2 separate regions of the Mus musculus genome follow, and region 2 is linked to region 1. The links are chromatin loops, found by intact Hi-C in ENCODE. Cell type or tissue: heart. All regions are shown on one strand. Links, peaks and the distances in the headings refer to the core of each region. The heading gives the core; the rest is flanking DNA.

Region 1 (15,926 bases), core at 7,587-10,086:
TTTTTCTTCTTAAAAAAGAATTTATGAATTTATTTCACTGATAAACTAAACTTTAATATAAATCATGTAGGTTAAATGGCTGGTTGTGGCCACACAATTTTTACTTATTTATTATTATTTACTATGTTGTATATATAGGGAAAAATAGTAATAGAGTGTGTCTCTGTAAACCTTGTTGGTTATTGCTAAGTATAAAACAATCTCATATCAGTGGGTACATATATATCTTTTTATTTATAACTTTTGGGCTTTTCTCCAGCTGGTATAAATGACCAGTCTTAATTAAATGAATCTTGAGTATTTCCCCTGAACTTTTTTTGACTATAGTTCTCCTAAATGGGAGGTTAGACCTCATGAAATTAATTCTGTTAGCCATGTATCTTAACTCTCTATACTTCATTTTCACTATTGTTTTTAAAAAAAAAATACAGTCTTAAAATGCAGGTTGCATTCTTTGATTGTATAGCTCAGGAAATATTTAAGTTATAAAATCATCAAGTTTCCAGAATGAGGATCTAGCTAGGACGCATGTATAAATACATTTTGAACATTTCAAAGCCCCTTTTAGTTAATGCGAAGTTCTTCAGATGGCCCTATTGTCCTTCGAAGCGTCTAACACCAAGGTGTCTGTTGCAGCCCAGAGCAAGGTTACTGCTACGCAGGACAGCACTAATTTGCGATGTATTTTCTGTGGTAAGCAACATTATGTTTACATTACTTTTTCAAGCTGTGGTACATACTACTTGCACATAGCCATAACTTTTGTTTCTCTAGGCCATAGTCTGGTTTGTGGTATTTGAGATATGAAGCAGGCTTCTGCATAATGTGGTGACAGTTGTTGTGTTCATGAAGGTCATTTTGGGTTAGCTTTTGAGTTGGCTTATTTGTGAGGATTTAACTAGAAATAAAATCTTAAAATATTCTTTCACCTCTTCCAATATAAATGAGAGAGATTTATTTTTTTAATTATAATTTTCTTGTGAATAGACATCTGGTCTAATTTAGGAGGAAAAGGCATGCATTCCTCATGACTTGAGTAGGTGAGTGTGCATTGTTGGGAAGGAGTTCTGTTTCCCTCGACGTAGTTCCAGCTGTGCGGATTGTAGAGGCAGACGGAGCCTGCTCTCTCAGTGCGTTGCTTTCAGAGGACAGCGTGCTTTATTTAGTTTCTGTGCCTTAGAAGTGAGTTTAGGTTTATAGATTATTTTCTGTCATGCTCACTCTAATAAATATACATGTATCTATATACATGTATTATTTGCATGAATAAATTAGGTATATCACTTAGTCACTCCATGCTAGAGCTGATCAATCATATGTATATATATTTCATATATATATAAATTTCTTTTATATATATATACACATATATATATCTTTGCACAGGGAAATTTTTATATAGATTAGTATGTAGATACATTTTGTTTGAATTCTTTTTTTCTATTTGATTCTGAAACATCCTAGTTTAGAAACCCAAATTTCAAAATAAAGTGTTTCTTATTTTAATTTTTTTGATTCACGTATGATATGCCTTTTTGACTCCTACCTTGACTAGACTATTTCGTAAGAGAAAATTATAAAATGGTATGCTACAAAAAATTTTGAATTAATAGTTCAGCTAGTGTATGTACTTTTTCTATGTAACTCGGAATTTTTAGTGTGACTTCTTAGTATTGTTGATATGGTTTCTGGCTTTTAAGTTTCTATGCTTGGATTAGATAAGCATGTTATAATAAGGGAAAAAAAAGAGGAAATTCTAATTTATCTCCTGGTCATGTAAGTTTCCTTTGGATCTGCTCTAGCTGGTGGTTACAGCAGTGAGCACCTATTTTATGGCGAGTTGTAAATCTCTGCTCCTCGCCCCCAGACTCCAGCTTAGTACTGCAGATGGCTTAACATCAGTAATGTTATCTCTGGTCTGGTCTTACCCCGGGCTTCTCCTGGGCCTCTAGGAGCAATCATTGATATTTGTGTGATGTTATACCTCTCTTCAGCTCATTTTGGAAATGCACTTGATACTGTAACTTCGTGCTTTTCGGGTTGAGATCCACGTGTAGAATGATAGCTTACCCAGTTTTAAAGGGGAAAAAGGAATTTGACCGTATTAACAAAGGGGAGTTTTTAAAACATAAAATAACAGGTTTAAAACACAGATTTCCTTTATAATGGCCTTTTATTTATATACAGTCTTCCATCTGATTGCTAAATTTAAGTTTAGCTGTATTGTATATAACAGCACCTACTTGTCCTTTAGTCCTGTTTTTAGTCTGTGGCTAATTGTTACCTAGACTTGTGAGAATTAAAATGAGGAGAGTAAGTGAAATGCGCTTTGGCCAAAACTCAGAATTGAAGGCAAGACTGAAGTGCCATTCTTATTGGAGAGAAGTTCATATCAGATTTCTATCATTTATAGAATGCATATCCGCAACATTGCTACTCTGTCTTTATTAGGAACAGTAATTCACAAACTTTCCTTTGCCTAGCCTGGGCATATTAGGACTAGCCATAGGCCTGGTTATCAGGCAGACCCTCAGGCAGAGGGCTAGATAGAGCAGAATCCCCCATTTCTGCACCTTGGTTGTTTCTCCCCCCACCCCCACCCCCCTTTTTTCTTCTTCACAACGATAACTGATAAAATGCTATTTACCCATTGAGATGGTTGTGAAAGTATCTATTTTGTATTTTATGAGAAGACAGATACTCAGTTTGGAATATGGCCCATTTGAAAAAATAGTATACATATCAGAAAATAGAGCAACTGATGACCTTGGCTAACCGTAGTCTCTGCTTTTTGTTGTTTTGTAACACCTTTGATACAGCTCACTAATTTTATATCCCTTTAAAATGTTTGATGAAAAGGAATATGTAATTGTGTACCTTTAGTTTATAATTTACCCAGAATTTTTATCTAATAATTATAGTATTCTATAATTATGCATAATTGCATATATATTTCAGGATGCTGGATTTTTACAACTTGGCAATATTGGTGAAGAAGGAAAACAAAACAAGCAGATTAAATGTAGATGTCACAGAATGCCAAAGAGGGATTTTAAGAATGCCCGGATAAACAGATGGCTTGTTATCATACAGCTATGTAGTAAAGAATTACAGGAGTTAATTCTTAGATTAAAATCCTCATCTTAAAGGATTCCTTGAAGTTTTCCTTTTTATGTGGTAGGAGTGCACTGTAGTGAATTTCCACATTAAGTTTGTTTTATGAGTCACATCAGGATTCTTAGGGGCTTTTTGGAAGTTTTGTTCTGTTGAGAGTATATTTAACCCACGGTGACCCTAACCTCAAAATTCTCCTGTGGGTGCCTCCCAGATGCTGGCATACACTACCATGCTGGGCCCAGAGCTAGATTCAAACAAACAAAATTGTTTAGTAAGATCAATAAGATTAAATTGAAATTTTAATATATTTGACTTGAATATATAAATTTCAGCTAAAAGTATAGGCTTAATTCATTGATAGGATGGTTGAGATACGATGCCTTCTCTAGATGTGAGCATGACAATTAGACTCCCGATTTCCAGCTGTTTCATTATACTGGCCAAAGTTTTCATTTAAACACTCAGACATAATTTTTAAACTGAGCCATAATGATCTTTTAAGTTGGTTTTACCAAATTCTTTTACTTTATAGTTTTAAAATAAAATAACTATAAGCATAGATATATAAATTATACTCCTCCCAATTTTATATGTTCTTAAATTTGTCCTCCCAGCTCAGTGTCTCTCTACTTTTTTCTAAAAGGATCTTTTCTCTATAAAATAGGAAACATTAATGTACAGCCCAATATGGCAGTGTTTTTCAAAACATCATTGTGTTAATTTTCTAAACATTCTATTAGACAACATATTTTCATTTATGTAAACATTTATATGTGTGTTTGCTTTTAAAACGTGTTTTTGGTTTTTCTTGTTAATTACATGGGGTTGATTTTATATTTTCTTTATTTGGTTCTCAAAGTATCAGGCTTATATCTAATGAAATACATTGCTGCAGTTGTCATCTAATTTGTCATTAGAGGGCAAATTAAATGACTAATCTAAAATCATGTAAAGAGATGAAGTTTAGTAGGTAAGTTCAGATCATTTTCCTGCTTTTCCATACTGGGAGGGGCCAGTGCTGTCTTACATCCTGATGAACCTTCGCTTCCGGCTGTGGGTCTGCTCCACGAGGGGAAATAGCCGCTTCCATGGTCCTCACGCAGCACAGCAGCATGTTGTAGTACACACGGCACTGAGTGTCAGGCCCTCACACAGCACAGCAGCATGTTGTAGTACACACACGGCACTGAGTCTCAGGCCCTCACACAGCACAGCAGCATGTTGTATGTAGTACACACGGCACTGAGTGTCAGGCCCTCACGCAGCACAGCAGCATGTTGTATGTAGTACACACGGCACTGAGTCTCAGGGCCCTCACGCAGCATAGCAGCTTGTTGTATGTAGTACACACGGCACTGAGTGTCAGGCCCTCACGCAGCACAGCAGCATGTTGTATGTAGTACACACGGCACTGAGTCTCAGGCCCTCACGCAGCACAGCAGCATGTTGTATGTAGTACACACACGGCACTGACTCACTTACTTTTTATAGTAGTGCTCTACACAACTCTGAGAAGTCAAGTGACACTTCTCAGACGGTGGAAAGAAACTGTCTTTACTTTCTTGCTTTTACTCTTGAAGATTTCAAGGTCGTTCTAGCTTAACCTTAGATTGTTCATCTCATTGTATATTATACTAGGTGCAACAAGGATCTCACTTAATTTTTATATCCTGTGACAATAAGATTTCCCATAATTTAGTGACAGTCTAAGATAATAAAAATGGGTCTGCGTTATCTATGGATGCTGGGAGTGGCTGGATGGTCAGTGGTTTCTCATGACAGTTCCGTGTTTGTGTAAACACAGGGTCTCCCCAACCCTCTGCCTTTCTTACCCCAAATGAAAAGTTGTTAAGATGACCTAGAACATTACAAATTCAGCTAAGTAGGTTAATACTATAGAGTTTAGCAAATGTTTGTTTCACCAGTCCTGGAAATGCCAGGTCATTAAACAGGAATGGCAGCTCAGGTGGGCAGGTTTGATAACTGCATTAGCATACTTCCGTCTAGTATGCGGTTCTCACACTCTCTCTCTCCTGTTTTTCATTTCCAGTGTTCTATTTAGGTGAGTTTTTAAATTCTGATCTTTCATTTAAGTTTTTCCTCTCCACCTCATGAATAATTACCCCAAACAAAATGTCTCATTGTCTCGGAAACTGTCAGGCTCGCTCGGGCGCCTATTCAGATGCTCATTGAACACTTGTTTCACCAAGCTCTTCATATATAAATGTTTATTTTCCCTTTATTGTTGGTGTTTCCATTTGTTTGAAGTAAGCCTTCTGGAGATGATGACAGCATTATGTTGCAGTCTTTCATTTGCTGTGTGTTATGTAAGCTTATATTTTATTTTGCTAGATGAAAAGAAGATGCATTTTTTTTAATATGTGATGGTTTTATGTTGTTCTCATGGTTTAATTTCCTCCACCCAGCTTAGTAGAATAGTAATATTCATCTGTAATGTTTCCTCCCTTTGTAGGGCCAACATTGCCTAGACAAAATTCACAGCTACCTGCTCAAGTTCAAAATGGCCCATCCCAAGAAGAGCTGGAAATCCAGAGAAGGTAAATCCATGTGTTTACACTTTCTGGTTTTGTAGCAGACCCAAAGGACCTAACAACACATTGGGCCCTTAGGTCTTTGAAATTGTGACTTTTCATTCTATCTGCTTTTTTTGTAGAAAGCATACTTGTGATACATCTAAAACTATATTAAAAAGACTCAGGGGTCTGTTCCCTTCAGTAAGCCTTTTTCTTTTTTTCAGTATGAGTGTGTGTCCAAGTGCACCTGTATGTCCCATGCATGTAGAAGTTAGAGGTCAATCTACATTGGCTGTCTTCATTTGCTCTCCACGCTATTTTTTGAAACAATCTTTCACTGAACTTGGAGCTCACTGATTCTGTGACCCAGATGACCGCAGAGCTCCGAGATCCTCAGCCCCACCATTCAGATCATGGGCACGTAACATTCCTAGATTTTCTTTAAGTCCTTCTCCTTGCATAGGAAGCACTTTGCCAACTGAGCCATCTCCCAGCCCCATGAAGTCTTCTTTTATACTAAATATCTGTGTCCAGTATCACTTTCATATGACCATTTTAACTAGAAAGTCAAAGTGTTATCTAAGTAAGTCTATAAGGCTCTGATCTTAGGGCTTTATGGGGTTAGGAAAATACAAGATAATCTGTTGATGGCTAATGGTGGTTAAACAAAAATAGCAACATTATCTGTCATTTCAGTACAATCTAGAGGTAGGCTTGAAATTATAATAGTTTTATCCGTTCTCTGCCTTTTAGCGAAAATCAAGTGCATAATACCTCATTTAGGGGTGGATTTTTCTTAATTAGAATACACACACACACACAAACACATGTATCACTTACCCTTTCAGTATGAACTATGAAATTATTAAGACAGTTTACATGCGTTGGAGAGATGACTCAGTGGTTAAGAGCAACGGTTGCTCTTCTAACACCCACATAGCATCTGAAAGCTGTCTGTAACTTCAGTTCTTAGGGGGCCAGGGGCTTCAGTGCTCTTTTATGCTCCTTGTAGGCCCTGTACATATGTGATACACAGACGTACATGCAGGCAAAACACCCATCCATACACATAAAATAAAAATAAATAGTTCTTTTTTAGAATTACAGTTTGCCCTGGGCAGTGATCTTAAAAGCCTTTAATCTCAGCACTCAGGAGGCAGAGGCAGGCAGATCTCTTGAGTTCAAGGCCAGCCTGGTCTACAGAATAAGTTCTGGGACATAAAGAAACCCTGTCTTGAAAAAAAAATAGGGGGCTGGAGAGATGGCTCAGTAGTTAAAAGCACAGATTGTTCTTCCAGAAGACCTGGGTTTAAATCTCAGTACCCACATGTCAGTTTACAACTAGCTATAATTCAAGTTCCAGTGGATATGACACCCTAATACAGACATACATGGAGGCAGAACACCAATGCAAATAAAATAAAATTTAAATTAGGAAAAAAAAATGTTAGCAAAGTTTACATCCTGCTTTTCTTACCAAAATTTAGTGTTTATTTTATACTCAAAAATACTTCTTTAAGTAACCACATTTCTAGTGCTTAATGGCCGTATATGGGAGGCATTAGAGTAAATCTTCTTCTAGTGAAAATTGAATTTACATCTCCAAGGTCTTTTTTTTTTTTTTTTTTTTTTTTTGTACTTACCCGTTGTTCATACTGGTATGTGCTGTGAGGAAGGCCAATTTAAACTGTCTTCTCAGCCAGGGACAGTGGCACAGAACTATAATGTCAACACTTAGATGCCAAAGATGAGGATTCCAGATTCAAGGCAAAATGAAATGTATTTTGATATCTCATTTACATTTTGTATTTAAACATAAGTACATATTTGTACTTACTTAGTGTGGGCCAGGGCCTGTAGTATCTGTTTATTTTGAAATCTAGTTTCCTTTTCTAAGCAGCTTCATAGAAGCTATTAAATGTTCTCTTAAAATGAGGGAAGAAATCAAGAGCTGTATAACATTGTTGTGGTCCAAGAAAAGTGGAATTGAACTTGAAAGAAAGAAGTTTGTGCCTAGCTTGGGAACAGCCTGCTTGCCTGAGTCAGGAAGCCCGTGGGCTCCTGATTGGTTTCTCACGAGGAAACAGGAGTGGGTGGGGAACCTGAGCATTTGACACGTTTAACCACATGAAGAGGGTTGTGTGCAGTTCTGCTGGAGAGCTTGGAGTGGCGCATTGGTGCATACATAGGGTTGACGTGGGGAAAGCCAAGGAAAGTATTAGTGTTCAGGATACAAATAGGAAGTTAGTTTCCTTGGAAAGTAGCTGATGGATGGGCAGGGAATGAAATGCTGTGTCAATACTGCAGGGGAAAGGAGAAAGAAAAATTGGGAGGTAGCCAGAGTAGGTAAGGAGCTAGAGTATAACGCAGGGATAGAGCTCATGGAGGCCCCAGGTTCAATTGCTGACCACCCAGATAGTGGGAATTAAATAATTTATCAAGTAGGAAAAGAGTTACATCTAAATATGAGAAGTCGGGTATAGATATTTGTAAAGAAATTGCTGTTCAGAACCTTGAGATAAATTCAAGAATGTTAAAACTTAGTTGCTTCTGTAGGAAGAAATCAGGAGTAGTGAGCATTATTAAGATGCTCTATAATAATCCCCTTTTAAAAACTAGGTATGGCTTTTATACGTTGTAGTCAACATAAAGTTGTTGGATATTTTAAATATTACTTTGTTGACCTAATACTTTTATTATATCATAATACAATTTTCTGTGTGTGTGTGTGTGTGTGTGATTCATCAAGTCAGTTTCTGGTTCCTACTCATTATTAATATTTGGCTTCCTTGGCTGTGATGGGAAAATATATTCTAAGAAACATGAGTCAGTCCTACATTCATCTCAACACAGAAGATAGTTTAGTTAACATCTAAAAATAGCTTTCAAATCATCACTACTACCTGCAAGTTATAAAGGGGAATAAGAACCCCTTTATAGCACAGAACTAAGGACCTGGAGTAATGAAAGTGTACAGCACTCCCATTATCCTCCAGAGGCAGGATGGACCAAGAGTCGATCGCATTCTGCTGTAAGTATTGGCTCTTGTCTTAGGAGTTTTGTGATATTCAATTTCAACTATCTTCTTTTTTTTTTTTTTTAGTAGAGCGGTGAAATGCCCACACAGGACAATGAAAAGTGTGTATCTACACCAGCTGTAGTAGTACACACCTTTAATCCCAGCACTTGGGAGACAGAAACTGTTGAGTCTGTGTGAGTTCAAAGCCAGCTGGGGCTTCATAGTGAGACCCTGTCTCAGAAAAGTTAACTAAAAAAAATACAAATTTTTACATTTTGACATATCAGCATTATTTAGTGTTAGCAACCAGAATGCTTTTTTTTTTTCTGATTTGTTCTCCCACTTCATTTTATGAAATTGAAATTTATATTTACCCAAAAACTGTCCTAGGTAAAGGTGAATAAAATATATCTTGACATTTTATTTATATTTTGCATGTCTCACAAGACTATGTCTTCATAAAAACATAAACTAAACATGTATTTGTATGTATATTGATTTTGTTGTGGGCCAGTATTTTGTTGTTGTGATGGTAGTGGGTTTTGGGTTTTTGTTTTTTGTTTTCATTTGTTTACTTTTAGGGACTGATGTTTTGGGGGAAAATACCTCAATGATAGATAGATATATATATCTTTTATGTTTTTACTTAATATATTTAAAATACTTTAGTGGCCATAATAGTATTCACTTATGTTTGTTTCTGGAAAAGGTATGTTAATTGTTTTCTCTGAAGAACATTCAAATGATTGAAAATGTTACATCTAACTTAAAAAAAACAAGCATCTTGGAATTTTCTCACAGCTCGGAATTCAGACACGTGTGTTAATAAAATCTGGAGATGGTTTTACTACTTGGCAGCCAGCAGACAGATGTAACCAACCTCTAGAAGAAGGGTTTCTTGCATTTTCTGTATGCAAGCTGGTAGTGATGACTCTAAGGAAAGCATCGTTTATAATTTTGGAGACTCCTTAAAAAGATTTGGAAATGTCTCACATTATAGCTTAAAATGTTATGGTCAGATTTGTAAGCCTTTCAATTTAAGTAGGAATTATTCATGCCACCACAAATTTGTAAGTCAGAAAATTTCTTGATGGTGTTTTCATTCCCATATACATAGACATCTTTTCAATGACCTGGCTAAAAGTATTCACTGCTTTATTCAAACATCAGTCTCTTAAGTGTATCAACTGCATACTTGAGTTATCTATCGGCAAACTTGGAAATATTCTTTGGCGCCCTGCTCTTTTCCTTAGTACACATTCTATCTTTTATTGGCTGGAAGCCTTTAAGATTATATTGGCATGTGCAAAACTCTTCTTAAGTCAGTACATTCTAGTTATAAGGGTCATTATTTCAGGACTGCTTCCAGACTCAGCCATACCTATCTCACCTATGGTGACTACCAAAAGTTACTTATGCTTGTGTTAAAGCATTATGATGCTTTGAGAAACACGTGTAAAAGTTACTGGTTTTTTGTTTTTGTTTTTGTTTGTCTTTTAATGCCCAGCAATTAGAAAGGAATGCAGTGCAGTCAGAGTACCATGTAGCTCAGCTGTGGACAGTGATTATCTAATGTTAGTGTCGCCCTGACATTGATTTTTTTCCTATAGCTCTGTGTGTGTGTGTGTGTGTGTGTGTGTGTGTGTGTGTGTGTGTGTGTGTGTGTGTGGTATCTCAGGGTATAGTATAACCTAACTGTAGTTTCATTCTCCCTCCCTCCCTCCCTCCCTCTCTCCCTCCCTCCCTCCCTAGTTCTCCTTCCTACCTCCCATCTCCCCAAGAGCCATTCCCTAATTCTCATCAGAAAAGAGCTGGCCTCCCAAGGACATCAGGCAAACCACATAACTAGCTGCAATAAGACCAGGCACATACCATCACACAAGCATCCAGTGCTCACCACTGAGCCATATCCCTAGCACTTAAAGGCCTAAAATTTTAATACAAACCTCAGTTGAGTTTCCTCATTAAATGTGTGTTATTGAGGGTGAGTGCTGTTTTTTTTTTTTTTTTCGTGATTTAAAATTTCTTAATGTTTCTAATGTCTTTGCAGCATAACCACATTGATAGCTATCCCTCAAAACTGGTATAGCTGATAAATTATCAAATATTATAGTAAATGTACCCTGAAAGTGTGATTTCATTAGTAGTCTGTTTCTTAATGACTCAAAAGAAGTACTGCAGTTGGTCCCTGCCTAACTCGCCATTGATATGTGAACGGGACATTGTGTAGAGAAAGGCTGTTTTGAGTGAGGTATGTAAAGAATTGATTTGAAGGATGGGCTTTTTCCTTTTGTTTTTATAGCTGCCTTAGACGGGTGAAAGTTCTTTTTCCAGTATTTTACTGTTGTTTTCTGTTTGTGGGTTTTGTTGTGGGTTTGTGGGTTTCATGTAACTCTTCGTCTTACCAGAGCCCAGCTGGATGGTTGGTCCAGAAAAGGTTCCAGTTCTAAGCTTTTCTGAACGATCATCAATACAACAGTCTACTTTATGGAGTACTATACATTTTAAAGAGCTTTTATTGTGTTATCTTCTTTAATATTAGCTAAATGCTGTTGAACATGTATAAAGAAAGATAACTGCTTTTTAGATAATTTCCTCAAATACCAGAGAACCATATATTAAGAATCTTTAGAATTGCCTGCCTGTCCACCTAGAAGTAGTTGGAGGAGGTTTCAGGGTTAGTAAGATAAATGTTTATTGTAATATGAATAATAATAATAGGGTAAATTATATCCTACACTGGAGACTGCTTAAACTCAAGAGCTAAGCAGTGGTGCTGACGTGTTCGTGGGAGTTAAAGATGCCAAACTAAAGTTTTAGGGTAATTTTTCCAGTATGTATTGTATCAGAAAAGGCAGATTTCAGAGTCATGGTGACATGGTACTGATTTGCTTGAATTTTAAAGTTGTATGTGTATGTTATTATAAGGCAAAAGCCTACACATATGTACCAAATAACTATAGTTACTTATGGATATAAAATGTATAGTTTATTTCTTACTTAACTCGGTTTATTTTCAATTCAGTAAATGTTTATTTAGCTGTGGCTATGATCATTGTGTTTTCTGAAATAACTTGTGCAGCTAAAATGTTTCATTTTTAAGAAAAGGAGATTACTCAGGGTGTGGTGGCGCACGCCTTTAATCCCAGCACTTGGGAGGCAGAGGCAGGCAGATTTCTGAGTTTGAGGCCAGCCTGGTCTACAGAGTGAGTTCCAGAACAGCCAGGGCTACACAGAGAAACCCTGTCTCGAAAAAAAGAAAAAGAAAGAAAGAAGGGCTGGAGAGATGGCTCAGTGGTTAAGAGCACTGACTGGCTCTTCCGAAGGTCCTGAGTTCAAATCCCAGCAACCACATGGTGGCTCACAACCATCTGTAATGAGATCTGATGCCCTCTTCTGGGGTGTCTGAAGACAGCTACAGTGTACTTACATATAATAAATAAATAAATAAATAAATAAATAAATAAATAAATAAATCTTTTAAAAAAAAAAAAGAAAGAAAGAAAGAAAAGGAGATTATACTTCACTTTATAATTATTTCATCATCTGATTAATATAATGACTTGGCCATCAAAGTGGTAGGTTTATTTGCAACTCTATTCTCATAAATTGTGTTGATTGAACCCATGTTAAGAGCTTACTAGTCCCATTGGAATAAAATACAATTTTTTTATATCCTGACTATACAGATTTTATATATCTGTAAGGAAGCTTTCCTAAGTGGGGAAGTAGTGACAGCGTGTTCTGCGTCTGTCTGAATCAGACGTGAGGTGAACATCCACTCACTGTAGTGATGTATAGCCATAAGTGCATATTTTTATTCGTCCAATGTTTAATTTCAGGCAACTGCAAGAACAGCAGCGACAGAAGGAACTGGAGAGGGAAAGAATGGAGAGGGAAAGGTTGGAGAGAGAACGACTAGAACGAGAGAGGCTAGAGAGGGAGCGCCTGGAACAAGAGCAGCTGGAGCGGCAGCGGCAGGAAAGGGAGCACGTGGAGCGGCTGGAGAGGGAGAGGCTGGAGCGCCTGGAGCGAGAGAGGCAGGAGCGGGAGCGAGAGCGCCTGGAGCAGCTGGAGCGGGAGCAAGTGGAGTGGGAGCGAGAGCGCAGAATGTCCAATGCTGGTAAGGAGTCTGCAGACGCGCATGCGCGACACGCGCACCTCCTACAGCCGAGATGGGCCAAGGCTCCTGCAGCTGTCAGTGGCGATACTTCCCATGTGCGGTGCTTGGGAATAAGCAGTACAGTTTGTAGTTAGGATAAATGCTCAACAAATATTGCTTCAGTGTTCCTTTTATTGCTTAGAAACTAAAAGGAAGCCCTTGGGAATTTTTAGTCTGTCGTTTTAATTTTTCTTAACGCCCTAAAATTCAGCTATAAAGTGTGAATGTTTTTATGCAAAAAAAAATTTATAATGATCTTGGAAGATATTTCCCTTGTGCCATTGCTTAAAATTATCACATACTGTATGTATTATGCTACGTACAACAAGAAGTTAGCTTGGTTATAGTTAGATTTCTGAAGGAAAAATTAAAATAGATTAAAAATATTCTCAAAAATAACCGGTTATTTAAACATTTTCTGGTATGATGAAGAAAATCACAGTCTGATGGAATTTATAGTGTCATAGAGGATTATGATATAGTATAAACATTTAAGATGGTTAATATTTATCAAAGAATTTTAATCTTGAGCTATATGAGAGGCCAATGCCGGTTCAGTATTGGTTAATTTATTGTTCTTAACTGCATAATTGTCTGGAGTTATGGCTAAGAAGGTAGAGATGTCCAAAAATAAGACACTGAGTTGGGCATTCCTTTCCCATCGTAGTAAACATTTCGCCAGGTTTGAAACCACAACTCGGTTTATTCTGCTGTTTATAATAATTTTGATGCAGTTTTTAGTGGACTAAGTAATAAACATTAAGACTGTTACTATCCTTGTAGAGGATAAATTATTAATCCACATATTTAAAAGAACTTATTTCATCCTCTTTTGGGTTTCGAAATGTGCTTACAAGTTAAGTTTTCTCCAGTGGAGACAGTTATTTGCCTAATCCCCTGGTGCTAACTGTCATCCACGTTTGTGCGTTTTGTCTGATGCTGGTCTCGGGCTTCACTGGCTCCCTTTTTCTCTCTCCTTTTTTATCCTGTCTTTGCCGCTGCTTTCCACCTTATGTCCAGCTCCATCTTCAGACAGCTCCCTGTCTAGTGCTCCACTTCCTGAGTATTCCAGTTGCCAGCCGCCTTCGGCACCTCCTCCATCATATGCTAAAGTCATCTCAGCTCCGGTGTCAGACGCCACTCCTGATTACGCTGTAGTGACTGCTTTGCCACCTACTTCCACACCCCCTACACCACCACTGAGACACGCAGCGACACGTTTTGCAACATCTCTAGGTTCAGCCTTCCACCCTGTTCTTCCCCATTACGCTACAGTTCCTCGTCCTCTCAACAAAAACTCTCGACCTTCTTCTCCTGTGAACACACCCTCTTCTCAGCCTCCAGCTGCGAAGTCCTGTGCCTGGCCTACTTCCAATTTCTCGCCCCTCCCTCCATCTCCTCCAATAATGATTAGCAGCCCCCCTGGCAAAGCTACTGGCCCACGGCCTGTCCTTCCCGTTTGTGTCTCCTCTCCTGTGCCCCAAATGCCTCCGTCACCAACAGCACCCAATGGGTCGCTAGACTCTGTAACATACCCAGTGTCTCCACCGCCTACCTCAGGGCCAGCAGCGCCACCTCCGCCGCCACCGCCACCGCCACCGCCGCCGCCACCACCACCGCCGCTGCCACCGCCGCCGCTGCCTCCCCTCGCCTCACTCTCACACTGTGGATCACAGGCTTCTCCTCCTCCAGGCACCCCTCTTGCCTCAACTCCCTCATCCAAGCCCAGTGTTCTCCCTTCTCCCTCTGCAGCTGCCCCTGCCTCTGCGGAGACCCCTCTAAATCCTGAGCTGGGAGACTCCTCTGCTTCCGAGCCAGGCTTGCAGGCAGCCTCTCAGCCGGCCGAGTCGCCAACCCCACAGGGTAAGGCTTCACTTCTGCTGCTGACTACTGGTCATTCTGAGGAGTGCAGAGCAACTTTGCCTGCCTAGAAGAGTGGCTGGGTCCTATGGATTTCATGATTGAGCGTCTCTATGCCAAAGTGCTATTTGGGGTTGTATTATTATTATTATCATTATCATTATCATTATCATTATTATTATTATTATTATTATTATTATTATTTAGAACATTAAAATGAAGGATTTTGTTTTTTTAAATCCTGGGCCTTAGTTGGAATTTAGTATGGGAGATGTCCATATTAAACTTAGGTTTTAGATCGTTTGCAGTAAGTACTGTATTATAGGTGTTTTCTAATATTTAGGGATCCTAGTACTTCTACATTCATCTTAAACTTCACTAGGAGCACTTGACTGTTTCATCTTCCCTGGGGTAAATATGAGATATTTTCCTAGAGACATGGAGATCTGTTTAATAGATAAATCATCCCTGAGTTTTCCCTGGAGCACTCCTGCCCTAAGATCCCTTTTTCATTTCCACTTCTCCTGTATTGAGCTCTCTGTATTAGACCTTTAGGGTAGGTAGCCTCAGGCCCTTTGCAGAAGCAGAGGGTTGGCAGGCTTGGTGTATCCCCCAGAGGGTTCTATTGCAAGTGTTGCTATACAGGCAAACAGAAGGTCCTTGAAGGTTTCCTGTAGACACGGACCGTGATGCAGGGCAGCAGGGAAGGGCCATGTAACATTAAGTGCAGCCTGTGGACATAAAGATGGACGCGGTTCTGTACATAAGAAGGTGCATGGAACCCTGCCTTTGTTCCTCTTTATAAGTATAGGATGTAGAGAGGAAGTGTGCTTATACAAACAATGTAATAATCTGGATTTAGACATACCTCTTTTGTTAAAAGTAGATTTTTTTGATGCTGTCTTACTAGATTTTTGTAAAAGGTGAAAAGAAATTTATCATGTGTAATTTAGTATCTCTCTGATTGACATCTGAGCAAGAGGCCCTGCCAGGCTAAAGCCTACTGGTGCTCGGAGCTCAGTCCGAAGGATGGAAGAGCTCACCGTCAGCCCTCTGTTGCTCTGTGTGTATTCCCTGGTGAAACCTCCGAAGTGACAGCTACTCCCCAAGTGTGCAACTCACTAGCTTTACAGAAAGAAAATTAGCCCTGTTAAGGCTTAAGTAAATACTTACTAATTTGGTGTTTTCAATTTTAAGTAAATTCTTTACTCTGTGGTTTTTTTGTTTGTATGTT
Region 2 (15,926 bases), core at 4,532-7,031, 50 kb before region 1:
TTTTTGTTTGTTTGTTTTGTTTTTTGTTTTTAATTCACTCAAACTCTATACTAAATTTGTCATTTCATCTAGATTACAAAATCATTGGTGTGGTGTCTGGAGAGATGTCCTTCCTGGTGGTTAAGAGCACTGGCTGCTCTTCCAGAAGGACCCAGGCTCAAGTCTCAGCGTCTGCATTGTGACTCACTACCATATGTAATGCCAGTTCAAGGAGATCTGACACACTTTCCTGAATCTGCAGACATTGCATGCACACGGTGCATACACTTACATGTGGGCAAAACACTTAAATGGATAAAATAAATCTTAATTGAAAAACAAAGTCACTAGTGTTTAGTTAAGACACTAAATTACTTCCCTTCTTTTTGGTCTTACTTCATAAATCTTTCTGAAGTTTTATCTAGATTATTCTCCAAGAAGCAGGTGTTTTGCTCTGTTTATTTGATTTTTAACCTTCTCACTTGTTTCTTTGGTCCAGATTTCTGCTCTTTTGTTATTTTCTTCGTTTTTGTTTCTTTGACTTTACTTTGTATTAATTTTAAATTTTAACCTTTTAACCTTTTAACCTTTTTATTTTGTCATTCTTCGGTTTTTATTGAGACAGGATCTCTCCTTTTTAGCTCTGCAGGTCCTGGAATTCCCTGTGCACAATGTTCTTTGAACTCACAGAGATCTGCCTGCCTCTGCCTCACCAAGTGTTGGAGTTAAACACTTGTGCCCCCACACCTGGCTTGTGTGTGTCCCTTCCTTCTTTTTTCTTTGAGACAGAGCCTCACTATGTATACCTGGCTAGTTTGGAACTCACAGAGATCTTCTTGCCTCTGCCTCCTGAGTTAGTTCTGAGATTAGGTGCCTTCCCTCTCTCCCTGTCTCTCTCATTCCCTCTCTCCCTCTCTGCCACCCCTCCCTTCTCCCTTTCCTTTTTCTCTTTTTAAAATTTGAATGAGAGTGTGAGGAAGGTTTTCCTTTTGTATTCCTGGCTGTTTGGCCTTGTACTCAAAATAGCCTAGGCTAGCTTTGAACTTTGTCCTCCTGTTTTAGCCTCTAGAGTGTTGGGATTTCAGGCATGAGCGGCCATGCCTGGCTATATTTTTGAGTCTTTATTGTTCAGGACTTAATACTTTTGCTTTTAATTTATATGTTTGATCTATCAATAATTCTAGGCATATTATTAAATTAAGGTAATTGTATTTTCTTTGACAATTGTTAGTCACTATATATATATATATATATATACACACACACATTATTTTTGGAGTTATATTTGTGATGAATAGGTTGTAGTCTTCATTTTTATCAGTGTGTAGCATCTTTGTTAGAGACTTGTTTTTGAAACATTTTACATCTTTAGGATGTAAAATTACAGGTTATAAGATTATTACAGGGAAATGGATATATTCACATAGAATCATATGTACATTCATCAAGTAGTGGGTTTTTTTTAAAAGATTTATTTATTACTTATGTATGTGAGTACACTGTGGCTCTCTTCAGACACACCAGAAGAAGGCACCAGATCCCATTACAGATGGTTGTGAGCCACCATGTGGTTGCTGGGAATTGAACTCAGGACCTCTGGAAGCGCAGTCAAGTGCTCTTTACCGCTGAGCCATCTCTCCAGCTACCCCCCCCTTTTTTTTCTTATTGTTCGTGTATTTATTTTTTTGTGATTGAGCTCGCTTGTACCCAGGCTGGTCTCAGACTCTGTATGTAGCCAAGGATGACTCTGAATTTATGATCTTTCTGCCTTCATCTCCTGTGCATTGAGGTTATAGGTATCTGTATGTGCTACCATGCTTAGGTGATTGACCCAGTGCTTGGGAATGCTTGGCAAACACTACCAACTGATTTTCTATGTTTGTCTGTGTTAAAATTAGGCCCATAAGATACTTGTCCTTAAGTATAAACAACATGACCTCCCCCCTCCCCTTTGCATACTTAAAGTGTAGTTACCTTACTCTGGATGTTTTAGAACTATTCATAATCTTTCTATTATATAATTTGAGTTTTGTTTGGATAGAGTTAAACTAGAGGAAAAACACATGCTTTGGCACTAGTGATGCATTTACATACATACCTTGTAAGTTTTGCTGCCATCTTGGAGCTGCATGTGGCATTTTTGGTCCTGTAAGGAACCTTGTGTATTTCAGGATCATTTTGCTTAAAGACCAGAGAGGGCCAAACTCAGTAAGCGCCTCATTGCCAAGCAAGCTCCAGGTTCAACTGATAGAAGAATCAGTCCTGTGATTGCCTGGCAGTCTGTTAGCCCATCTCTTGGGTGGGTGGGTATCTGAAAATTGGGTTTTTAATGAGATGTACGTTGTGTTTGGCACGGCTGTCTATCTCAGTAGTGGTGAGATGTTCAGGAGAGAGTATTAAAGGATATGAGCTTTTTCAGCCTTCATGGCTAATGAGGTCAGCCAAAGAAAGACAAAGCTCATTTAACAACAGAAGTTGTGGAAGGGCACATGATTGAGTCAAGATAGTCAGGAACTCTACATTCTAAACCTACACCAAAGATAGCTTCTCTGCTAGTAAGGAAAAAATAAGGCTTAAAGCTGGGATGGGAGCTTAGCATGCACGCAAGGAGCCTTAGGTTCCCAGCACCACGGAACGAACAAGCAAACAAACAAACAAAAACCCCAACCCTTACAGTACAGGTATTGTGTATCCTCAGACAAAGAGGACACTCCTGAAATAAAAGTTCAGCCTATAAACATTTTTACTTTTTATGAATTGGATTACTCGTCGTTTTGAATGTGGCCTTCTGCTAAATGACTCTGTTAACATGAATTGAGTTGACTGTATTTCGTTCAGTCATATTTCTAAATGTTAGATGAAACTCATTTAACGTTTTAGACGATATTTTTAGACGTCCTATAAGGATTACACGGCTGTTGCTTAGAGATGCATGTGAGTTGCTTTGAGCATTTGGATTTGGATTTGGATACCGTGCCAGCTGATAGCTGCTACAGATGGGCAGAAGCCAGCATGAGAAGAAAATTCTTAAAGGGCGTGAACACCATACTTCAGCATGTTCGGGGTAGAGCCCGTCTCGCTTTAGACATGAGAGTGTAATGGCCAAGCGCAGTGAGAAGAATGGCTTGAGGTTGTTTGTTGGGAAGTTGGGAGAGTATTCCCTTTTATTGGGAATCAGAATGAGTGTGACCAGCTACTCCTGTCAGTCAACTCAGTTCCACGCATTCTTTGGTAGAATCGGATCCTTTGTGGCATGCCTAATTGCACATAGACTGAGTTGCTCTCAAGCAGCAAGTAAATTTTGGGCACTGTTACATAGTCAGTGTTCAGTACTCCTATTTCCCCACCCCTATTATGCCTTTAGCTGGGTCAATTTTATATGTTCGTTAAATATGTGGGTTTATTTAGTATTTTATTTTTATTTTATGTGTTGTGCCTGATGCCTGCAGAGGGCAGGAAAAAAAAAAAAACATTGGATCCCTTGTAAATGTAATTATAGGCAGTTGTGAACCGCCATGTGGCTATGGGGAACTGAACTGGAGTCTCTTGGAAGAGGAATAAGTGCTCTTAACTTCAGCCCCTAGATACATAGGGTTTTTTTTTTTTTGTTGTTGTTGTTGTTTTTTATCTTTATTAAATCATTTTATTTACGTTCTAAAAGTCGCCCCCGTTCCAGATGCCCCCTCCCCAAGTTCTCCACGCCACCACCCCCCAACCACTGAGAGTGCCTGCCCACTCACCCTCCCCATTAGCATCCCTCTTCCCTGGGGCATCCAGTTTCCACAGGATTTGGTGCATCCTCTCCCACTGAGGCCATACAAGGCAGTCCTCAGCTACACATGTGCCGGGGGCCATGTACCAGCCCATGTATGCTCCTTGGTTTTTGGCTTAGTCTCTGAGAGCTCTGAGGGGCCTGGGTTAGCTGACAATGTTGTTCTTCCTCTGGGGTTTCAGTCCTTTCTCTAACTCTTCCATATTGGTCTCCGCCTGACCTTAATCCAATGGTTTAAGTATATGCATTTGTCTCAGTTGCTGGTAGAGGCTCTCTGAGGACAGCCATGCCAGGCTCCTGTCTGCATGCACAATATGGCTTCAGTAATAGTGTCAGGATTTGGTGTGTGTGCATTGGATGGATCCCAAGTTGGGCCTTTCTTTCTGTCTCTGCTCCATTTTTGTCCCTACACTTCCTTATTTGTAGTAGACAGGAACAATTCTGGGTTAAAAACTTTGAAGATGGGTGGGTACCCCCTGCCTCAACTCAGGGCCATGTCTATCTACTGAAGGTGGTCTCTTCAGGTTTTCTCTCTCTACTGTTGGACATTTCGGCTAATGTCATCCCCATTGAGTCCTGGTAGCCTTTCACATCCCAAGTCTCTGGGTCTTTCTAGAGGTTCTCCCCTGCTGAATATTTTGATTCATTCTCCTGGTCCTCTGGGCGTCCCTCCTTTTTCTCTCCATGCCTGATCCTGCCCCTCTTTTTCCCCTAGCCTCTCCCCTCTCCACCCAGTTTCTTGCCTTCCATGATTATTTTGTCCCCCTTCTAAGTGGGTTTCAGGTATTCACATTTGGGCCTTCCTTCTTGTTAAGCTTCCTACGGTCAGTGAGTTGTATCATGGGTATTCTGAACTTTTGGGCTAATAGCTACTTATCAGTGAGTACGTACCATGCATGTCCTTTTGGTTCTGGGTTATCTCACTCAGGATGATATTTTCTATTTGCCTGTACAATTCATGATGTCCTCATTCTTAATAGCCGAGTAGTATTGCATTGTGTAGGTGAACCACATTTTCTGTATCCATTCCTCAGTTGGCGGACATCTGGGATGTTTCCAGCTTCTGGCTACTACAAATAAGGCTGCTAATGAACATAGTGGGGCACATATCCTTTTGGTATGGTGGAGCATCTTTTATGTATATTCCCAGGAGTTGTACCAGTTTGCAATCCCACCAGCAATGGAGGAGTGTTCCTCTTTCTCCACATCTTTGAGTTTTTGATCTTAGCCATTCTAATTGGTGTAAGTTGGAATCTCAGGGTTGTTTTGATTTGCATTTCCTTGATGACTAAGGATGTTGAATACTTCTTTGAGTGCCTCTCAGCTATTTGTGATTGCTCTGTTGAGAATCCTCTGTTTAGCTCTATACCCCTTTTTTAAATTGGGTTATTTGGGGTTTTGTAGTCTAACTTCTTGAGTTCTTTATATATTTTGGATATTAGCCCTATATCAGATGTAGGGTTAGTGAAGATCTTTTTCCAATGTGTTGGTTGCCATTTTGTCTTATTGACAGTGTCCTTTGCCTTACAAAAGCTTTTCAGTTTCATGAGGTCCCATTTGTCAAATTTTGATCTTAGAGCCTGAGCCATTGGTGTTCCTTCTGTTCAGAAAAATTTTCCCTGTGCCAATGTGTTGGAGACTATTTCCCCACTTTCTTTTCAATTAGATTCAGTGTATCTGGATTTATATGGAGGTCCTTGATCCATTTGGACTTGAGCTGTGTACAAGGTGATAAATATGGATCAATTTTCATTCTCCATGCAGACTGCCAGTTATACCAGCACCATTTATTGAAGATGTTTCCTTTTTTCCACTGTATGGTTTTTAAAGCTCCATTAATTAAACTTTTAGTAAAGTACTCTATATTCTATACCTATGGCAAAAGGTCTGTATGAATAAAATTTTTACTTTTACCACTGACATTTAATTATAAAATTGCTTATTTGTTGCAATTATTTTGTGCTGCTGTAATAGAATACTTGATTTTGGATTATTTACACAGAACAATTCCTTGCAGTTCTGAAGGCTGAGAAGACAAGGATTAAGTGGCCCACATCTATCCTGTGAAGGCCTTCTTCCTGTGCCCTTCTCCAGCAAAAGAGGGGGGGGGTGGTGGGGAGTGGATTTCTCTTTTGTTTCTTGAGAAGGGGGGTTTCTTTGTGTAGCCTTGGCTCTTCTGGAACTCACTTTGTAAACCAGGCTGTCCTCGAACTCACAGAGATCTGGGATTAAAGGAAGTAGATTTCTTTTGTCATGAAGCTAGTACAGTCACAACTTGGTATATTCCTAAAATAGTGGCACAAATCCATTCATGAGGACAGTGCCCTCGTGACTCTTAAATGCCCCACCCTAACAGTTCTCTTTGAGATTAAGTGGACTTTGGGAAGTATATTAAAACTAGCACTTTTTTGGGAGGATATTTCTAATCTTAAATACTTTAAATGACTAAAATAATGATTATCTGTTCTTGTTGGGCCATGTGATCATTTGCTTGCTTGACATTTCGGCAAGTATCTGACTGTGCTTTAGGTATTAATTGTGTAGATAGAGGGGATGCACTTCTGCACTAGGAGTTCACTGTTACAGTGAGCCTGATGCTGTCATAGGAGTACTCTGGGTGTTTGTGGTACTTGGAGGTCCTCCTTGAGTATGCAGTATGGGGAAGAGAAGTCTAAGAAAACTACTTGGCTATGAACTGAAGGATATAATGGAGCAGTAATAGTTAAGAAAACAGTGAGTGAAGTGCGTGCGGCTTTATTTGGAAAAGGAAGTGCTAATTTAGAAATAGCAAGCTCACAGTGAAGAAAGCTTGTTACCCAGTGCAAAAAATAGAATTTAGTATGGTTTTTTTTAAAAGATTGATTCAGTTTTATTTTTTGTATATAAGTGTTGTGCCTGTATATTTATATGTGTATTATGTGTGTGCTTGGTACCTTTGGAGGCCAGAAGAAGGGTTTTGAATTCCTTGGAAATGAAGTCACAGATGGTTGTAAGCCACCACATGGGTGCTAGGAAACAAGCTCATGTCCTTCCAGAGCAGCAGCGCACGCTCTTTCCAACTGCTCCATCTCTCCAGCCCCAGGAGGCTGTAATGATACAATTTCTTTTAAATCCCAGAAACAGATTTGGGGTCCTGCTTAAAGATAATCTCACATTAAAAATTTTTTTTTAAATTACATGTGTTTGTCAGTTGACAGCTGAAATGCAAGAACGGTTTGTCCTTAAACTTTGAACCTAGCAGTATGCCAGAGAAGACTGTTGGGTGGGTCAGAAATGTCTGTGTGTAATCCTAGCATTCAGGAGGCTGAAGCGGGAGGAGTGTTGTGAGTTTGAGACTAGCCTGTGGTACATAAATAAGTTTCAGGCTAGCTTGAGCTACCGCTGTGAAAGTGTGTGTGTGTGTGTGTGTGTGTGTGTGTGTGTGTGTGTGTGATATCATCTCTGAATTTCTAGCTTTAACACTATTGCATACTCTGACTTCAGCTTCTAAGATAGACTTAAAGGAGGACTTTTGTATTTTCATAGTGTATAAGAATACAAGGTAGCTGGGCAGTGGTGGCGCACGCCTTTAATCCCAGCACTTGGGAGGCAGAGGCAGGCGGATTTTTGAGTTCAGGGCCAGCCTGTTCTAGAGTGAGTTCCAGGACAGCCAGAGCTACACAGAGAAACCCTGTCTCTGGGGAAAAAAGGAAGGAAAGGTCACTTCAGCAGATCCCAGCAGGCAGTCTGCTCTGAAAGCAGCTCCTCATCATAAGCCCCTGTGTTGATATTACCAGTAAATCCCAGTATTACGCTTATTTTTAAAAGTTAACTTGGAAAAAAAAGTGTACTAATGAGCCTTATATCTCGTTTGAATGTTTTATAGAAGCGCAGGGCAAGGAACTGCAAACCCTCAGGATTGTCAAGCAGTTTATATTTGGCTGCAAATGCTATATATAGCTAGTGCTTGTCTTCAGTTGTCCTGTGCTGTCATTACTTCCAAGCACTACCTGTGTGAGAACAGAACATCACAGGCTGCTGACTCCTCTTAGTCACGCTTCACTGTCCCTTCTTTCCATTGTCAGAGGCAGACCCATGAGCAGTGCATTAGCATTTTATACTTCCTACTACCCAGCATTCCCTAAGGTGTGAGCTCCCTCCAGTCATGCTTGTTCTTTGTGGTGCTCTTTTGTTTTCATACTGGGGTTCTTGTCCCTGCCTCCAGATTGACTATGTGGGCTACACACATGGAGTGTTCAGTTTCACTGCACGCTTTATGGGGGAGACCTTCACAATAAAGCAGGTTGTATGATGGAGCAAATTACAAAATGATAATGAGATTTTAATATTAAACGAGTAACTTCTAGAAGTTCGTTTGCTACAAGCTAGCTCTTCACAGCTCCTGGAATGAGCTGTTGAATATGGTCTAGACCTGGTTGAGTATGTGCTGTCTCGTTTTTTTCTAATCTTCAAATAATCTTTTCTGGAATTTATGTTGGATGTTAACTATCATAGCTAGTCTAATTCTTGGAACTCAAGTATGTTGAACTTCATTGGAAGGACCAGGTTCCTCATCTTAATGGAGAAACTGTCTATGGAAGAAAGTGAGGCATGTGTTTTCCCAGCTGTAGTAGATAGCTTGCTTTTTAGGACAGAATTGCCCAATGTATAAAGTACTTCTGAGCAGAGCTGGCAGCCAGTAGATGTAAAGGGACTTGCCAGACTATAAATATCTGCTCTGGAATCATCAGTGTCCAAGAAATACTCTTGGAAAATTAAGAGTTTCCTTGGGATAACAGGAAAACCAGACTTTCTTCCAGCAGTTGTATTTAACAATAGGAAGTTTGGTTTTTGATTTAGTTGGACTAAATATTCAATGCTGCTAACTATTATACATACTTCTACCTTATTCACATTAATAACTGACAGCAATTTCATTTTGTTTGAAGACTTTATAGTCTGTTTTTTGTTTTTGTTGGGGGGGTTTTTTCCCTCCAAAAACAGGAAACAGAAAGCAGAATCTCACTATATATGTAGTTCAGGCTGGCCTCAAAGTTAGAATTCTCCTTTTCCAGCCTCCTTCCTGCTGGGACCACCACACCTGGCTCCATGATCTGTATTGTTACAATCATTGAAACCAGAAGTTAAACTTGAATCCCAGTGTTATGGAGATGTGCTAACCAACAGCCATTTATAGTTCACTGGGAAATTTCAAAGCCATCATGAATTCCCAGATTTAGAAATAATCACTGTAGCTTATAATAGCTTTACCATAAGATGGGTTCCGAAGTGTGGATAGGAATAAGGCTGCTGGTCTGTAGTGAGTAGAGTTTGACGGACTTTATCAGAGTTACATAGACTCGTTACCCACTCAGTAGAAGTGAAAAAGTGGGAAGTCTAGGATCTTAATCTGACTAAAGGAATGGTGGTAATTCACAGCATGCCATGGACCGTGAGGGTTATTTGGCAGCTGAGCAAATGTTGAAGAGTGTTTCGGGGTGCTTTCTGTGCTTCTAAAACTCGTTATTAATTATTATCTCAATTTGCCAAAGTGTTGGTTCTGCTAGTAATGGTCAGGGTGCCTAAGTTTGAGTGTTCAGAGCCTTACAAGTACCTGGAAGGCTCTGTGTACATAGTTCTATTCTGAAGTGAGTTGTAGGATATGCTACTGTTGCTCTACTTTAGAAATCAGAAAGTTGAAGCTTATAGAGGCTTTATAGATCATTTAATTCAACCAGAAAATAACAATTGACACTGAAACTAACTTCCGCTTAAGTTCATATTCTTTGTCGACCACTGAAGTTCATTTAATATTTAATGTTTTTAGTTTAGATGAGCAATGGAAGAGAATACTATCATCAACCATTGCTAAAGATTTCTACTGTGAACAGTCTATATAAAACCTACTGAAAACAAAATTAAACCTTTTGATTTAAAAACTTAGATACTGGCTCATGTATATATATATCCTATTACTTGGGACTTTGACACAGTAGGAATATGAGTTAGTAAAGAGCAAAACTTTAAAACAGGTAGATTACATCACCTTTAAGGTGTAATGTCATGAAGAGCAGTTGTTTTATTTCTGTACTTTTAATTACAAAATCAAAAAAATTTACAAAATCAATATGTTAACTGCAGAAAATATTGGGAGTATAGATCTCAATTCTTCCTTTTCTACACAGAATTAAAGCCATTCATTATTCTGGCTTCTACAGATACTACTAAAGTGATTTAGTGTTTGTATTATATACATGTATATACACATGCACACATACATATATTTAAGTGTATCATTTATATGTTTTATGTATACATTTATGAATAGGGTCATAATTTTTTTTTCTGGTTTTGTCTGTTTGAGATAGGGTGTCATTTAGCCGAGGCTAACCTCAGATTTACTGTGTAGCTGAACATAATCTTAATCTCCCGAACCTCCTGCTTCTACCTTCCAAGGGCTGGGACTAAGTACATGAGCCACTATAGTCCTATTTCTAGAGGATCTGATACCCTTTAGCCTATGTAGATACCAGCATATACATAAACATGGCAGATACACAGGGACAGCAACAATAAAAACTCTTGTTTAAAAACAAAATAGACACATCTTGTTTGGAAAGTGTTGACTATGGGCCTTCTACAGAGCGATGCTGGAGGTTAGAAGGCTGTTTTGTGAGCTCTTATAAGAATCCAGGGAGGAAATAGTCCACTAAAGTGGTGGCAGTGGAACCCTATAGAGGCAGCGTGGAAGAGATCTGGGTGCTGGTGACTAATGGGAGATAACTGCACGGGAACAGAGTGGGGAACTTAGATTTCTATCTGGGGAAGAGATATAGGTATATTTCATCTCGAAAGGGAAATAGGGAGAAAGGAGCAGTTAGGCTAAGGGCGTAAGTTGGGTAGGAAAATGTGTAATGCCTCAAAAGTACTTGTGTATAAGTACACAGCAAGTAGTTATCTGTAGCTTTTGAGCACAGGAGAAAAATGTCGACTGGAAATACTGTCTGCTGCAGGTGTTAGCTTGAAACCTTGACTATGGCTGTCTTTAAGCCTTAGTGGTAGATGTCTTTGGGCTTTAATGTGAAGCCATAATCAACACAATACTTACCAAATCTTGATCACTGTCGTCTTTACTGTTTCTTCCATCAGTTTAATTTTTTTAATTGTATGTGTGCGGGTTCACATGTAAACATGGATCCATATACCATAGAGTGCTTGTGCTGGCTGAAGAACAGCTTTCTGGGGTTGGATCTTTCCTTCCTTTTAATACAGGTTTAGGGGTCAGACTCCATTCTCTACACTCAGAAGTCAAGTACCTTCACACTGTCCCTCAAGTTGAAAGTTTTACTGGAGTGAATATAAGAAATGAAGCATGCATCTCCTTGGTCTTTTGTTTTATGAAGATGAAGATACACAATTACTTTGTCATTTTTTTATTGTAACTGTTGCAGTTTCATTTATGTTTGCCAAGTATCCTGACTGGAAGCAACATAGGGAAGGAAAGGGTCAATTTACAGTTCTGAGTTTCAGTCCATCATTAGGGGAAGCCAGGGGTGGAATTCAAGCCACTCAGCACGTTATCTATGTACCACATAAGCAGCGCTCCCAGGCTTCCTGCTCACCGCTCATCTAGCTTTCTTTATTCTTACACTGCTCAGAGCCCAGATCCTCTAGAAATAGGACTATACCTAGAGTTGTATGAGAACCTCAGCTGAAGAATTACCTCAACAATGGCTTGTGGCCATGTCTGTTAGGAATTGTCTTGATTGCTGATTGATATCGGAGGGTACACCTCTCTGTGGGTGGCACCATTTTGGCAGGTAGATCTGAGCTGCATAAAAAAACTAGCTGTGGGGCCTCAAAAGACAGCTTGTGGTTAAGATGGTCTGCCGCTCGTGCAGAAGATCTGGACTCAGTTGCCATTGGGTGGCTCCCCAGTTACAGGGGATCTGACGTCCTCCCCTTCTGGCCCCTGTGGGCACCAGGCACACAATACACATGATAAACATACAGACATCCAGACAAAATTCCCATACACAATAAAGTTAGAAAGGAGAAAGAGATGGGGTTTGGGGGAGGGAGAGAGGGAGCAGGGAAGGGAAAGAGGGAGCCGAGAGGGAGAGAGAGAAAGCTGATCCATCAAGTAAGCAAGGCAGAGACGGAGCCAGCAAGCAATGTTCCTCCATGGTTCTTGTGCTAGGTTCCTGCCCTGATTTCCTTCAGTCATGGGTTTGGTCTGGCAGTGTAAGATGAAGTGACCCCTCTCCTCCTCCAGCTGCTTTTAGTTGTGGACACCTTTGTTTGCCGTTTCAGTTGACTTCAGTTTTTTAGAAGATTGTTTCTTTTACATCTATGGGCATTTAGTTGCCTCTGAGGCCAGAAAAGGTAGAATCCCTTGGAAGTGAAGTTAGGAGCTACACAGTATGAATTGAGGATGGGGGTGAGGGGGGTGGAGAGAGAGAGAGAGAGAGAGACTGTAGTTATTTACTTAGTGTGCATGCATGCTGTATCTGTTTATACACCCGGACTCCAGAAAAGGGCACCAGATCCTAGTACACATGGTCCTGAGCCACCTTGTGATTGCTGGGAATTGAGCACGGTACCACTGAAAGAGCAGCAGACAGTGCTCTTAGTCTCTGAACCATCTTTCCAGCCCATGTAACACAGAGTTTTAAAAAGAAAGGAAAATGAACTTAAAGATAGTGCAATACAAGTTTTAAACAAATGCGGCTTCTCCATAAAATTTATTATATTTTCTCCCTATTTAAAGCTAATATGCATATGGTAAATTATACACAACAGAAAGTTTGCCATCTTAACCACTTTAGACTGTAGAATTTGGTGGCATTGGTTAAATTACCTTATTGTACAACGAGCATCAGCATTCACCACAGAACCTTTTCATCCTTGACACAAACGCTCCACGAAGGGCAAGTATTCCCTGCCATTCAGATGGCCCAGCCTGTAAGGCCCGTATATGGAGGAAGCCAACTGTGGAAAGTAGTCCTTTGATCTCTTACAGGAAGTCTGTGATATGCACCCCTTACCGAATGAATGCAATTAAAAGCCACCATTCTTTTCCTTCTTTCCCCAGCCCCTGGCAGCCACCATACTGCTTTATGCCTCTGACTTTATGTGTTTTGGGAACCCATTGTAAATGGAATCATATAGTATTTGTCCCTTTGATCCCCGCTTGTTTCGTATAGTATAATGTCCTCAAGGTTCACCCGAGATACAGCATTACAACAAAATTTATTTTCTTTTAAAGGCTTGAATAAACCGTTGTATGTATGTATCACCTTTTGGTTCTCTGCTCATCTCTATTTGAGGTATTTGTTTTTGAACAAAGCTGCTGTGAATTGGCTATGTAAATATCTATTTGAGTCCCTCTTTTGGGACTCATCATCTGTCTCATATAAATGAACACAGATAACTTGGTTTGATTTTTCATGAAAAACAGCTGAGGAGACTCTTAATTTAACAATACAAATTAAAGATATGTGACTAGTTTACCTATATATTCTACTTTAGCCTTTTTGTGAGATAATAAGTTTATAAAGAGTCTTGTCCCAACAACTGATTTAAGTGCAGCATTTGGTAGCTGGCTCATTTATGGTAGTTATAAAACAAGATAAATGGCTATATTGGCGTTTACTGTGTGTTGGCCTTTTACATTTCCTACAATAGTTTTGGGCTCAGGTTGTAGTGTAAATTGTACAGCTGTAGGAAAGCCACACATAGGAAAATAGTCTGTATTCTAATGTTATGTCTGTCAGCTCTAGCCATCTAAAATTCAATCATGAGTTTAAAGTGTTCTTTTTGCATTTAAATCTTTATAACGAAGCATTTTATTCAGAGTGATAGAATAAATTCCCAGTTAATACAACCATTCAGTAATACATAGATTTTTTTTCTTTTTAGATTTATATATTTATTTTTATGGTATGAGCCTTCATGTGGTTGTTGAGAATTGTATTTAGGATCTCTGCTCGCTCCGGTCAACTCTGCTCGTTGAGTCCCTGCTCACTCTGAGTCAAAGATGTACTTATTATTATATATAAGTACACTGTAGCCATCTTCATACACACCAAAAGAGAATGACAGATTTCATTACAGATGGTTGTGAGCCACCATGTGGTTGCTGGGATTTGAACTCAGGACCTTTGGAAGAGCAGCCAGTGCTCTTGCCTGCTGAGCCATCTTGCCAGCCCAATACATAGTAGGTCTTTAGTTAGGGTAGTAGATGTAACCACAGTCATACACTTCTCAATTTTTTGTTGTTTTTCACTTGTTCAGAGGGTCTTCTGTGGTTTTAAGTTAGAATTTTATCTTAACTTTTCTAGTCACTACTTTTCTATAATGAACTGGTCAAAATATCTTTGAAAAAAATAGGTAGCCATATCCTTCTACTCGCCTAGTAGATTTAAAGGTCACATTTGTGTTCTTTAGATTTTCATCACTGTGACAGAATACCTGACACAAACAGAATGGTTTATGTTTCAGAGTTTTAATCTAAGTTTATATTTTAGAGATTTAATTCCAAGGTCACCGAGCTCCATTGATTCTGGGCCAGGGCACAGTGAGGCAGGGCATCACAGTGAAAGCATGTCATGAAGAAAAATTACTTTGTGACCAACAGGAAGCTGAGACAGGCAGGACACAAAATTTACCCATTTTAAAGGCACCCTCCAGTGACTGTTTTGTAGTTCCCACTAATGCCATCAATTTACACATCCACCGCCAGATTAAACCATTAAAAAGGGAATCCTCGTGGTCTCAGACTGAATGAGTGGGAAAGCAGGCGAGCTGAGTATTTTCCTAAGTGGGTCTTCTCCCACTCCCTCAGACAGTTGTGGTCCCACCTTCTATGCTTCTTCCTCTGTAATAAATGCAGCAAACCACGAGGAAAAGAAGTCTTTTCCAGTTGCTTTGGTCATGTATTTTGCCACAGCGATAAAAATAGGTTTTTGTTTTGTTTTTTTTTTTTAAGTTGAAAGGTTTCAGGAGAAATCTGCTGTGTTTCTGTCCTGAGGGGCTTGCTCTCCGGCCGGGTAGGTCTTCCTCAGGATGTGCCCCATGAGGCCGTCACATCCTGTTCACGGTCAGTCTCACTCGCTACCTTACTGCTGTTGCCTCCTTCTGATAGATAGGTTTTCATTTTCTCTCCATGAACGCTTAAAAATTCCATCCCAGTTTCTCCTTAATTGTGGTTCTAAGAATAGAATATTGTATATATTCCTTAGTTTTATATTTTCTCTCTAGGCATGCTGTTGACAATAGCAGGTTCTTTTTATTGACTTGTATTTACTGAATTTTACGGATCCTGTACTTGAGTGCCAGTAAGAATGATTTCAGGTGGGTATTGTGTGTGGTACAGGCTGCTTATCCAGGCAGTCGGGAGGCAAAAGCAGGAGGAATATCCTGGAACTACATGTTGAGATCCTGTCTCAAAAAACAGGCAATAAGATATTTTTATAGCTGCTGTTGTTAGCACAGTTTCATGTAACCTAGGCTGGCCTCAAGCTCTATATGTACCTGAGCTCCTGGTCCTACGGCCTCCATCTTCCAAGTAGTGGTGTCAGAGGTGTGTACTACCATATCAGGTACCGTGCTTGGAGTCAGGTCAGCACTTCACCAACCAAGCTATATCCTTTACCTGAAATTATTATTTTAAAGCTTACCTTCCAGATTCCTAAGCACGCAGCTATGTTCAGTAAGGACCTTCTTTCTACATACCGAGGAAAGAAGTACAGTTGCGGGATTTTTCATCCTGAAAGGTGGTCCATCAGGTTAACAAAGTATTTTCAAAAGCACACTGTTGTGCTTCGGGTGAACTGACACTTTTTCTTGGCTGTGGATGGATTGTTACACCTGGCTGCATTTGCATTTTGTGTATGCACTTGGATCCTGTGGGATAAAGAGCTTAATAGTAACATTGCTGTTGTACCTCTTAGAGATTAATAATACTGCCTTTGTGAAAGCGATGACTGATGATGCATCTTGCCTTTCTACATATTTGAAGTGTCTGCATCCCAGATGGCTTTCTTGCTTTGCAAAAAGAAAAAGGAAAAAAAGAAAATGTTTGTTTGCTGCCATTATTTGTGTCTGCTCTTTGTCAGTAGCATTCACAATGTTTTTGCAATTTTCTTCAATCGGTAAACCACGAGAGGAGAACCTGTTATTAGTAAGCAGAATT

The links. A loop is a pair of places that touch in the nucleus more often than their neighbours do. Peaks named below come from ENCODE experiments on the same cell type or tissue, not always from the same donor. Only the 100,000 strongest peaks of a DNase experiment are listed, where the experiment ranks them.
Region 2: it touches region 1 in a loop (1.9-fold over the local background); 5 of 42 quality-filtered maps call a loop at or near these places.

What each region holds. Positions count from the first base shown.
Region 1 is chr1:181,920,427-181,936,352 of GRCm38, reverse strand. Enah (ENAH actin regulator) reads left to right here. Exons shown (of 15, transcript NM_010135.3): 4 at 637-693; 5 at 5,591-5,675; 6 at 12,513-12,793; 7 at 13,853-14,695. Among named protein-coding and RNA genes, the nearest start is that of Gm33669, 50 kb to the right of the region's middle. In heart, for the core only: no CTCF peak of the experiment used is centred there; no DNase peak of the experiment used is centred there.
Region 2 is chr1:181,967,557-181,983,482 of GRCm38, reverse strand. The region is part of intron 1 of Enah (ENAH actin regulator); the gene reads left to right. Among named protein-coding and RNA genes, the nearest start is that of Enah, 44 kb to the left of the region's middle. In heart, for the core only: no CTCF peak of the experiment used is centred there; no DNase peak of the experiment used is centred there; H3K27ac peaks cover 668 bases.